Regions from separate parts of the Mus musculus genome. Here region 1 is linked to region 2. Evidence: chromatin loops called from intact Hi-C (ENCODE). Cell type or tissue: left cerebral cortex. All regions are shown on one strand. Links, peaks and the distances in the headings refer to the core of each region. The heading gives the core; the rest is flanking DNA.

Region 1 (5,971 bases), core at 411-5,410, 330 kb after region 2:
AGCCTGCTCTCTAGGCTGGATAAAATTTTCTTGGTGATTTTCTGCCTAGGAGAAATCCTTTTTAATATCTCAGAATAAAATTCCTGAGGTTTGAGAGAAGCAGAAGAAGGCATGACTCAACTCTACTGTTTGGGTAAAAACATGCACATTTTTGTATGGTAGGGTCTCATTTTGTAGCCCAGACTTACTTTTAGTAAGTAACTTTTAGTGATCTTCCTGCCTTAGTGCTAGGATAACAGATGAGCGTCATCATATAGTGCTGAACTTCAGCCACCAACCCTAGGACAGACAAGCAGACATCCATGCTGTCAAATGTCACATACCTTATGTCTGCTCAGTGTCCTGCTGTGTCTACAAGGTCAGCACCCCCGCCCCCCAGCTGATCCCTGGTTTTGCAGATGAATGTAGTGAATAGCTAAAAATAACAATCATGGCCAGGGAAGCTGAGCAGATAAGCTGCACACATGAACACGAACACACACCTATGTGGCTCCAAGTCCCTACTTGGCAGTAGTGAGCCTCTCTCAAGGACACCCAGCATTACCTTGTTCAGTGATAATCTTTGCTTTTTTTTCTGAACTGAAAACAAGTGATCAGCCCTGAGTAGCACAAGTCCTCATGGTGTCTGGGGAACCTTTTGTAGGTGGGGGTTTGCTGGTACTTTTAGATCCTGAATCCAACATGGGTCTCTAAATTTGCCTTCTCTGTAAAAACCAAATAAATGTGCTAGTCTCAGGGGACCATGGGACCTCATGAAGTCACCCATATAAAACACTAAGTGGAGCCATGAGTGAATGTAAATCTCACATGGTCTCTTATATAGTACTATAACACCATGTATGTACACACACCTGTGCACAGATACACAGTATTCCAGTCTAAACATGAACCAAATTCCAAAAGTCTGCTTTACATTCCACACTTAGAAAGTATCTACCCACATACAGAATGCCAGGGGCTGTGGATGGTCTAGCATGCAGGAAGTACTTCAATGACTATCAGCTCGATGTAAACCAGGGGTTGCAGCATCAGCCTATGATCCCAGCACTAAGGAAGTGAAGGCAAGAGGATCAAAAGTTCATATAGAGAGTCTGAGGCTAGCCTGGGCTATAGATCCTGTCTTAGACATTTGTCCTGTAACTGTTTCCTCCATGTAGGTGTACCATGGCTATCTTAAATCAGAGCATGTGTGTTCATACCTCATAGGGAGAGACCTTGGTTCACAGAGCTCTGGAGCCTCATGGACTGCCAGTCCTGAGGTTACATGATAGAAAGAGTTAACCTGGGTGGCGCTCTTCACTGGAGTGGCTGCCTTTGAGTCTTGGTGCACCAGTAATAACCCAGTAAACCCTTGGCCCACAAAACTGTAAGTGGATGGAATCCTTTCTTTGGTCTCTGTGGACCATTTCCATCTAGGGTCAATAGTCTCCCTAGGTTGCCATAGAGCAACAGTGTACTATATAACCACAACTGCTACTATTTTTCAGGTAGATGCCAGCGCTTGAACGCAGGGCCTGATGCACGCTTGGCATATGCTTTGTCATTTTGTCATGCCCTGGCCTATCCCTAACCACTATGACTTCATAGCTACAGACACTGGCCTGGATTGTAGCCTGGCAGCCACAAGCAGGATGGAGATGAGGTGCCAGCCACCACACCATAGGGCTTTCTCCTCAGGAGCCCCTCAGCTGCCTTAAACTTCTGGGCCATAGGTTTCCTGCTTCCAAAATTTAATTACTCTCCTGCAGCAGTAATTAAATTTTCAGCCCCACTGGCAGTTTCCCAAACTTAAAAATAATAAATATCCCCTCTTCCTGCCTCCCTCCTATCACCCTGCATCCTCACTTACTGGCTCAGGAAATAGCAATTAATTTACAATTTTGTGTGTATGCCCTGCAGCCCCTGACCTTCCCAGAACTGTTTATGTTTGTAAAGGATAGAATCTAGAATTTCAGAGCAATTCTGAAATCTGAATCAGTGGGCTGTTAATCTTGACTTATTTTTTATTTTTATTTTTTTTGAGTTAGGGTTTCTCTGTATAGCCTTGGCTGTCCTGAAACTTACTGTGCAGTCCAGGCTGGCCTCCAATTCAGAGATCTGCCTACCTCTGGCTCCAAAGTGATGGAATTAAAGGCATGTTCTTCTATGCCCAACAATCTTACAAGCATCCTTTCAGGTTGATGTATTTGGGGGCTGACTACTCATGTCTAGAAGTTCATCTAGACCATTTTCTTTATCAACTCTTTCCCCTTTCTAGCCTGGAAGTCACGAAATCCTCCTGCCTCAGCCTCCAAGGACAGAGGGTATAAGCACGAAGTTCCATGTCTCTTTTGTGCAGAGATGGAGAGGAACCAGTGGGTTTTTGCCAGCTAGGCAAACACTCCACCGAACATCCCCGGCTGTTTTTCATTCCTTGTAAGAGGCCCATGAGGTGGATTAATGGGTAAAGGACACTTGTTGCTAAGCCTGATGACCTAAGTTGGACTCCTGGAAATCGTGGAGGGAGATGGAAGGAGAGAACCAAGTTTCAGAAGTTGTTCTTTGATGTGATCACCCCCTGCCCTCCACTACCATGTTATTAAAAAAAAAGGTCCAAGAATATTTGTAAAATTAAGACAGAGGTGTTGCAGGATATTTGATCACATTGTGAACCCCAAGGTTGTGAACTGGAAAAGCCTTGTTGTGGTGTAACTCAGTCCTAGCACATGGCTTTTACCCAAGAGCTTTCTGTAGACAAGAGTAAAATAAAGTCAGAGATGGTTTAAGAGGTGGAACAAGCAACCAGCTGACACGGAGTGAAGATAAGAAAACCCAGGAAAGAGGAAAGAGGGCCTTGGAGTTGACTGGGATTTAAGACAGGGTGGAGAAGGACAAGGGCTTTTTCCTTCTGGGGCATCTGTGGAGTAGGAAGGTCAGCTGGGCGCTTTCTCTGCTTCTCTGAGCTCGCAGGCTTTCAACACAGCATCTGGTTCCTGAGTCTTCACTTGGTAAAGTGAACATTTGGGATTTTGTTTTGAAAATCAACACAGAGGGACTCTTAAACACAAGAAGCTTGTGGAGCCTCTGATAGGTCATGCTTGGAAGACAGAGTCTGGGTCATCCATGCATCTGTGGGATATGAAGAGGGCACTCAATTCAGTGGCAGGAGGTGAGGCTCTGATGGCTGATGACTAAGGGACACAGACCTTCCCAGCCCTAAACTGGGACACCAATTCTGAAAAGTACAAACAAAATCTGGGGATAACAGAATGAATAATTAAACTGGGAGGTCTGCCAAGGTCTTGCAAGCTGGCAGAGCTCTGAGGAAGACTGGGAGAGGAAGTTCAAGGAGCTGAGAAAAGACAGTTGGCATTTCTACATCTCTCTCTGTCAGGACTTGACAGAGATGAATAACCTGATGCTTGCCAGGGTCAGGTAGGCCCTGGGGGTGGGGGACCAGAGCCATGAATAGTACCTGATTTCTGCTCAGCTTCAGATCCACATTCCTACCATTCCAGTGTCTCTCTGTGGCCATTGCCTCCCAGAAACGCCTCTCTGTACCCAAGGTCATGTAACTTGTACCAGTGTGTCTCTCATTTTCAATCCAACAGTTTCAGAGATCTTTGTTTATACCTGGGAGATATCTTTGGTAATCCTATGAAAGCATAATGTCTGTCTGAGCTCTATCCCTGGCCCTCTAGTTACTGTCTTTGTACCTAGCCTTCCCACCTCTGTCCAGACCATGTGAACTGGATATATAGACCATACAGATGCCCTGAGACATACCTGCACATACACAGAGAAATACACATACGCATATAGATACACAGGCAGAAAGCAGCACACAGAAATGCATAATACAGACATATGCACAAACACATATGCATGCATCGACGATACACACAAATATACTCCGATAAATGCAAATGGGCACTAGTGATTATCACAACATGAAACGTATAGAATTGAGAATGTCCAGTAAGCTGGGTGTGAACACATCTTCAATCCCAGCAGTCAGGAGGCCTCCAGGATCCTTTGTCTAGACCTTCCCAATACAGAGATTACAGATGTGTACCCCAGCATCTGACTTTTTATGTGGGTTCTGGGGATCCAAACTTAGGTCCTCATGCCTTACCCACTGAGCTCTTTCCCCAGCCTCCGTGCTACTTCTTGAAACATTCTAGAATGAACCTCTGCAAAGAGGGCCGGGGACCGATGCTGACCACTGTCCCCCCTCATCCATGACAGTGTTTGTCCCAACAGTCTTCATTGTCCATCTTCCTTTTTGAGTGTGACTCCCACCTTACCTCATAATAAACTCTACCTAGTGTCTACACTGGAAAAAAAAAATGTGGGTGTGGTCTCATGTCTCTAGTCCAAGAACTTGAGAGGAAGAGACAGGAGGACTGCTTTAAGTTTGAGGCTCCCCTGCTATACAAGTTCCAGGCCAGTCAGAACTATACGGTGAGACACTGTCTCAAACAAACAAAACAAGAAAAAAGAGAGGAAAGAAGAGAAAAAGAAGAGAAGGGTGCTTACTCATCCAAACCTGTTGCTTGTGACTGAGCAATGGCAAGCAACGCAGGCTTCAGCTTTTGGCAGCACACACTGTCCAGATCTCTTGGAGCCTAATTACACTGCTCAGCAGTTTCGCTCTGTATTGGCAAAGTGATTTTTCGGTTGGATACTACTCAGTGCAGAGCATATAGGGGATTGCCTTGTGGGAATTCATGGGCATTTCTTACTGGAAACAGAAAATATTAAAGAGCTCAAGAGTAGCAAAGTGAATCTAAAATCACACAGGGGCTGGGGCCACACCGCAGGCTGATACCTATGTGCACCAGCTGCTGAGTTTTGTAAGGATTTAGTGTTTTCCTATTTTCTCAGGAGAGCAAAATGAAGGTGCTCAGAAGGAAATAAAATTTTAATCTATGCTAATTTAAAACGATGTGCCTGGTATTCTTATTTGATTAAAAAGCTATTTGTAATAGGTATTCTGTGGGGATGTTCTCAAGATGAGAGGTGAAATGTACTGAAAGTGCTTTATAAATGAAGATACGGTTGTTGTAATATGACTCTCCCTATGAGCAGAGGAGGGGCCAGAAGCACCGCTTGGTACCTTGTAGCATCTTATTAAGATGTCGACCTCAGGCCACACCTCTGAATGCTGAGCACGGGTACAGGCTTACTGACTGAGAAGAGTCCGACGAAGCTTCAGAGTGTTTTGATGAATGAATTAAAGTGAAGTTGGAAGGGCGACAGCAAGGATGAAGTAGGTAAGAAGACTGAAGTGGGGTGGGGCTGCAGGACAGTCCTGAGGGTTTGGAAAGCAGGGTATGGCTTGGTCTATACAGACATGTCCAGGGTCATAATATGAGGTGAGACAGGATGGTAACTTAGTGGCAGATCATATATACTTCTGGTTTGGACCAAATTATATAATAAGCCTATATTGCGGAAGGCTTGGGGGAAGAAAACTGACATGTTATAGGAACTTTCTGTGTTGAGTAATGATGTCTGTTGTAGCAGTCCAATCTATCTAAAAATGTCTTTAGGGAGGTAGACGTCTGGAGACAGCAAGAATGACAAAGCAGGTGCAGAGGCTAGGACTAGGGCTGGGTCAGCTCAGCTGGGAGACGGTGTTTGTCTAGCATGCATGAGACCCTGGGCTTGATCCCTGGTACTGCATAAACCAGACACTCCTGTGATCCCAGCACTTAGGAGGTGGATTAAAGGCTGGAGGATTAGGAAGGAGTTCAAGGTCATTTTCTCACACACAACAGGTTCAATGCTAGTTAGCCTGGGTTACATGAAACCCTTCTTTTGTGAAAGAAGAGGAGGAAGAAACAACAAGAATGAAAAGGAAGTGGGGGTGAGGGGACTGAATGAGGGAGACTCTGGGGCTGGGTAGCTTAGGAAGAGAAAGGCTCAGAGGGGATGTGGAGGACCAGGCTGCAGCCTGAGTAACTAACTGCCCAGAGCAGAGACAGAA
Region 2 (5,971 bases), core at 699-5,698:
ATTCTTCAATCTGTGGGATATACTTAGTGCACATATTCTTCGGGGTGTGAAGAAGTAAAGCTGAGAGGAGTGTACACATAAAATGGGCACAAGGACAATGCTTTAGAAGCTGCAAATATGAAAGAATTTACCCTGTGGGTAGGTTTGCTTATCTTTAAGAAATAGATTCAGGCTGGGCAGGGGTGGCACACGCCTTTAATCCCAGCACTTGGGAGGCAGAGGCAGGTGGATTTTTGAGTTCGAGGCCAGCCTGGTCTACAAAATGAGTTCCAGGATAGCCAGGGCTACACAGAGAAACCCTGTCTCAAAAAAACCAAAGAAGAGGGGGAGGGGGAGGGGGAGGGGGAGGGGGAGGGGGAGGGGGAGGGGGAGGAGGAGGAGGAGGAGGAGGAGGAGGAGGAGGAGGAGAAGAAGAAGAAGAAGAAATAATAATAATAATAATAATAATAATAATAATAATAATAGATTCAGAACCAGTTCTAATCAACAATGTTAGCAATCAAGGCTAGCTCTGTGTGTCCTCTTTCCCAGGCCAATGGCTCTATCCAGGATCCTAACATGGACTTGCTAAAGAAAATGAAGGACTGCTAAACGTGGGTTTTATTCCTGATTAGATTTTTCTGGTTTGACTTTTTATTTTTAATCAATAAAAAGAAATTTTCTAACTGCTTCCTAGAAAGCAAAACCTCCAATCACAAACCATAACAATAGGTTCCCCTAAATGTTTCTATCTTACACTCTTCCTGTGTAGAGTGAGTTAGATCTTACTATCTGCCCCACTCAAGGCAGGATGCCACACACTCTGTGACCAGTATTCTTCTCCTAGTCCTACTCTTCAAAAATTGTCAGTTTGGCAGTAAGAAGTGAAACATGCCATGGTAGTTGGGATGATATCAACTAAAGATTAAACCTGTGATCTCATTCAGAGCACAACTGGATAAATGACTGTGAAGATCAGTGATAACTTATGAAATATTCCAGCCAGCATTTGTATAATGGATAAACCAGACACTAGCTCATTTAATTGGCCACTTTTTACTTTTCATAGGGTTTTAAATGTTCAGTTACATGCAGTCCAATTTGTAAAAGACAGAACTAACAATTTTCATGTCTGAAACTGAAGAAACAGAAAGGAGAATTTTCATATCTGAAACTGGGGGCGGGGGGGAGAACATGAACAATGTCTCAGCCTGTAAAGCCCTGCTAAACAAGAATTAAAACTTGAAGTCAGATCTCAAGAATCCACATCAAAAGCCTATAATCCCATCATTTGGGAAGCAGAAATAAGAAGATCCCTGGAGCTCATAGCCAATTGGTTGTCTGATTTAAACTGACCCTGTCTCAAAAATCAATGTGTGGGTGTGCCAGGTTAGTGATGCATGTCTTTAAGCCAGTCTGCTCTACAAACTGAGTTCCAGGACAACAAGAGCTACATAGTGAAACTCTATCTCAAAAAGACAAGATAAAAAACCAGGGACCAAGTATGGTGGCACACATACTTTAATCAAAGCACTTAGGAAGCAAAGGCACATGATCTCTTTGAGCTGAAGGCCGGCTTGGTCTGCATTAGGAGTTCCAAGACAGCCAGAGCTACACAGTGAAAATCAGCAAGCAAACAAGTAAACCAATGTAGCCATCAACAGAGTAAACCACTGGACATCAACCCCCTGTGTATATCAATCATTACCTCCTATGGACACAGTTGTTGCCCATGGATGGATACAGTCACCTCCTACAACGGTTAGTTTTAATTATCAATTTGATACAACCTATAATCATCTGGAAAAAGTCTTGATGAGGAATTATCTAGACCAGGTTGGCCTGTGGCCTTATAGGTAGGGGATTATCTTATTTAACTGTCCATTGTATTAAGTACCATTCCCTAGAGAGAAGAAAAATAGCTGAGGTGCTAGAGAGATGGTTCGGTGGTTAAGAGCATACCGCATCAAAACATGGCAACTCGCAACCACCTATAACTCCCATGCTGGGGCCTAGCAAACACAGAAGTGGATGCTCACAGTCAGCTATTGGATGGATCACAGGGCCCCCAATGGAGGAGCTAGAGAAAGTACCCAAGGAGCTAAAGTGAACTGCAACTCTATAGGTGGAACAACAATATGAACTAACCAGTTCCCCGGAGCTCTTGACTCTAGCTGCATATGTATCAAAAGATGGCCTAGTCGGCCATCACTGGAAAGAGAGGCTCATTGGACTTGCAAACTTTATATGCCCCAGTACAGGGGAACGCCAGGGCCAAAAAGAGGGAGTGGGTGGGTAGGGGAGTGGGGGGGTGGGTATGGGGGACTTTTGGGATAGCATTGGAAATGTAAATGAGGAAAATACCTAATAAAAAATTAAAAAAATATATAACTCCCATTCCAGGGAGTTTTTTCGACTTTTGAGGACACGGGGCATGTATGTGCTACATAGACTTACATGCAGACAAACTATGCATTCACATAAAATAAAAATAAATGATCTTTAAATACAAGTAAGCCAAATCATTAATGAAAAATATATTTCTAAAAAAATAAGAAAGCTGTGAGCAAGCAAACAAGGATACACTCTTTCTTTGCTCCTGATTGTGGATACAATGTCTACACAAAGCTCATGCTCTAGCCTTGACTATCCTAAAACAACAGACAGTAAGTTGGAATTGTGAGTCAAATAAATCCTCTTCTTCCCTACGTTGTCCTTAGTCGGGGTATTATCCCAACAACAGAAATGAAGCCAGACACTTCCCAACTTTAAACCCAGCCTAAATAAAAATACTCAGTTCCACTTAGTCACAAAATTCTCTATAGCCAAAAGGGGAGGAGGGAGCGCCTAATTAATTTTCTAGCCACTAGGTGGCACATGTGCCATGTAACTAGACTACAGTAGAACCTAATTCCCAATAAGGAAGCTTCTAAAAGAACTTAAGTATCTATACTTCATGAAATATCACTGGTTATATGGCATTTAGGAGATACAAAGAAAATTAAATCTGACCTCTAACTTCATGTACTTATACATCATTTCAACCCTTTAACACCACCACAACTCTTGATGAACCCTAAAGAATTAGGTTTAAGACAAGAGAAAGTTTAAGTCAACAATGGCTTAAAAATCTAATCATCCACAACAGACAGACATCTTTAACTCAGCCATGGACCATAGGACCATGACAAGTTAATGAACTTTGGTTTGTTTTCAAAATCAAATAGATAATGCCTCCTAAAATAAAGCTATCCTTCAGATCAAAAAATATAATGCATGAATCCAAGTGTAAACATGAAGTTGTTATTAAGTATGAGTACACAGTTGCTATTCTGGCTGTACACATTCACGCAGTATGGTCTATATAGTCTTGCTCATCTCACCTACAGCTTATCTTCCTCATGTATACTAAACAGCTACTCAATGAATTGTACCTGTGGCTCTTGATGTACGACCACAAATTATCTAAAAATAGTTTAGGGTGTAACAGAAAGAACACTCCTGACTTCTTTGTGCTAAGAAGTTAACACTTCATTTCTTTTTAAAAAATAATTTAATTTTTATGTTTATGAATACACTGTAGCTGTCTTCAGACACACAGAAGAGGCATCAGATCTCATTAAAGATGGTTGTGAGCCACCATGCAGTTGCTAAGAATTGAACTCAGGACCTCCAGAAGAGCAGCCAGTGCTTTCAACCACTGTGAGCCATCTCTTTAGCTCCATATTTCATTTCTTTATACCAACTATTTATAACAAGATTATAACTACATACAATATACTGTATACAAATAAAGTAGATACCTAGTCTTCATAAATCTCTCTCAGGGGGCTGGAGAGATGGCTCAGCGGTTAAGAGCATTTACTGCTCTTCTGAAGATCCTGAGTTCAAATCCCAGCAACCACATGGTGGCCCACAACCATCCATAGTGAGATATGGTGCCCTCTTCTGGGTTGTCTGAAGACAGCTACAGTGTACTTACATATAATTAATAAATAAATCTTTAAAATCAATCAATCAATCAATCAATCTCTTTCAGAAAGAGAAAATGGTAGCAGGAACAGTAACTGACATGACAGAAGTATGCTTATTTAAGCTGGGAATGTAGCTTGGTTAATATAGTATTTGCCTAGCATACAGAAAGCATTGTATTTAATCCTTAGCACCATACTAAACCAGCCATGCTTATTGCCCCAGCACTCAGGAGGGAGAGTGAATTTGAGCCTAGCCTACGGCCCTATCTTTTAAAAGAAAAAAAGGAAAAACCATGGGGGTGGGGGGAGTGTGCTGGGGGGAGGGGGTCATGCATGGAGACTGGAGAGATTGGTCAGAGGTTAAAGCAAAAGCTTCCAACCACCTGTCACTCCAACTCTGGGAGATCCAGTGCCTCTGTCATCTGATGGCAAATACACTCATGTCCACATACTCAAACACAGATAACACAAACACATATAATAATTAAAAATAAAATAATCATAATGGGCAATAATAGCATATGCCTTTAATCCCAGTATTCTAGAGGCAGAGGCAGGTGGATCTCTATCAGTTTGAGGCCAGTATGGCCTATGTAGTGAATTCCAGGACAGCCAACACTACATAAAGGAAACACTGTTTAAAAAAAAATTTAAATAAGATAAATTTTAGTATGTGCATAGTATAATGAGGTTAAAGGAAGAAGTAGATAGTGTGCTTAATAAGAGCAGAAGCCCAATGATATGAAAATTGACTAGCAGATCTCTGACTCCCCACTTTTAAAAAAAGGAGCAGTCTCTGCCAGAGGATATTCATTTTAAAAATAAGGATCAAGAGGCTCAGTCAGCAATGTGATCATCATGCCAGCATGGATTCAGATGGCGAGTACCCACAAAAAAAAGCTAGGGGTTCACCATCTGTACATCCAGAACCAGGAGGGAAGTGACAAGTAGACTCCTAGAGAGAATAGACACTCAACACAGAAAAATGACTGTCTTCAGCTGCACTAAAACTAATTAATTGTTAAGGAATTCCTTAAAAAGTGAAATGAAGAGCAGCTGAAGAAGATAACTGGCACTGACTTTAGATTTCCACGTGTACTTTACTGTGCAAGAGCACACACTAACCCCACATATATATGTACACACCCTTATAAACACATATCTTCCCATATGACAAAGAATCAAGTCTCAAAGTTGAGCTTCAAAGCCTGGGTTTGTTTGTACACTTTTTCACTGCAGGCACCCTCTAACACGAATTTTGTTAACAAGATTATTGGGACTGCTTTCTGAGGAATCATTTTTGTACTATAAAAACTAAAATAAATACTGAAAATACAAGTTTTACTCTCATTCTTTAAGTACTATCAAATAAGAGAAAACACCTAAGTTAAAGGAAATAAAACACTTTTACTTCAACCAGTTACAAAATAATTTCCTTAAAAAGCAAAAAAATTCTTACGCCAGGTGTGGTGGTACATACCCATAAACTAAGGAAGTCAACGCTAGATTGGACTATATAACAAGTCTGGGCCTTCCTGGCTTAAACCATAAAACCTGAATGAAGTCTACAAATGTATTCAACAAATTCACAGACATTAGAGCATATTTGACTATAAATGCCTCTTATAAAATACATCAGAGTTCAAGCATGCCCTCCCTCACCACACTATACAGTACATTACTGGAAAGCATCCTACTTTGTAATGAATTTTAAAGACTGACTTAATCAGAGGTCCTAGATTCTGGGTAGAAAAGAACATATCTTTATTTTTAATAACCTCCAAATATTGAAATTAAAAAAAAAAAGAAGAATACGAGCTGTGAGAAAGAAAATATAAACTGAGAAGACTGTTGCCACTGTCTAGCCTAATTTGCAGAATTGTAAAAACTTCTTGAGCGGGGCAGTGGTGGCGCACTTAATCCCAGCACTTGGGAGGCAGAGGCAGGTGGATTTCTGAGTTCGAGGCCAGCCTGATCTACAGAGTGAGTTCCAGGACAGCCAGGGCTACACAGAGAAA

What was found. Hi-C counts contacts between places; a loop is a spot of excess contacts. Peaks named below come from ENCODE experiments on the same cell type or tissue, not always from the same donor. Only the 100,000 strongest peaks of a DNase experiment are listed, where the experiment ranks them.
Region 1: it touches region 2 in a loop (2.4-fold over the local background); 1 of 42 quality-filtered maps calls a loop at or near these places.

The regions. Positions count from the first base shown.
Region 1 is chr5:25,748,450-25,754,420 of GRCm38, forward strand. No RefSeq gene overlaps it. Among named protein-coding and RNA genes, the nearest start is that of Actr3b, 8.5 kb to the right of the region's middle. In left cerebral cortex, for the core only: no CTCF peak of the experiment used is centred there; DNase peaks (open chromatin) are centred at 3,220 and 4,583; H3K27ac peaks cover 1,227 bases.
Region 2 is chr5:25,417,950-25,423,920 of GRCm38, forward strand. All of the region lies in intron 2 of Kmt2c (lysine (K)-specific methyltransferase 2C), which reads right to left. Among named protein-coding and RNA genes, the nearest start is that of Kmt2c, 78 kb to the right of the region's middle. In left cerebral cortex, for the core only: CTCF peaks have their summits at 2,846 (motif pointing right) and 3,904 (motif pointing left); DNase peaks (open chromatin) are centred at 2,830 and 4,849.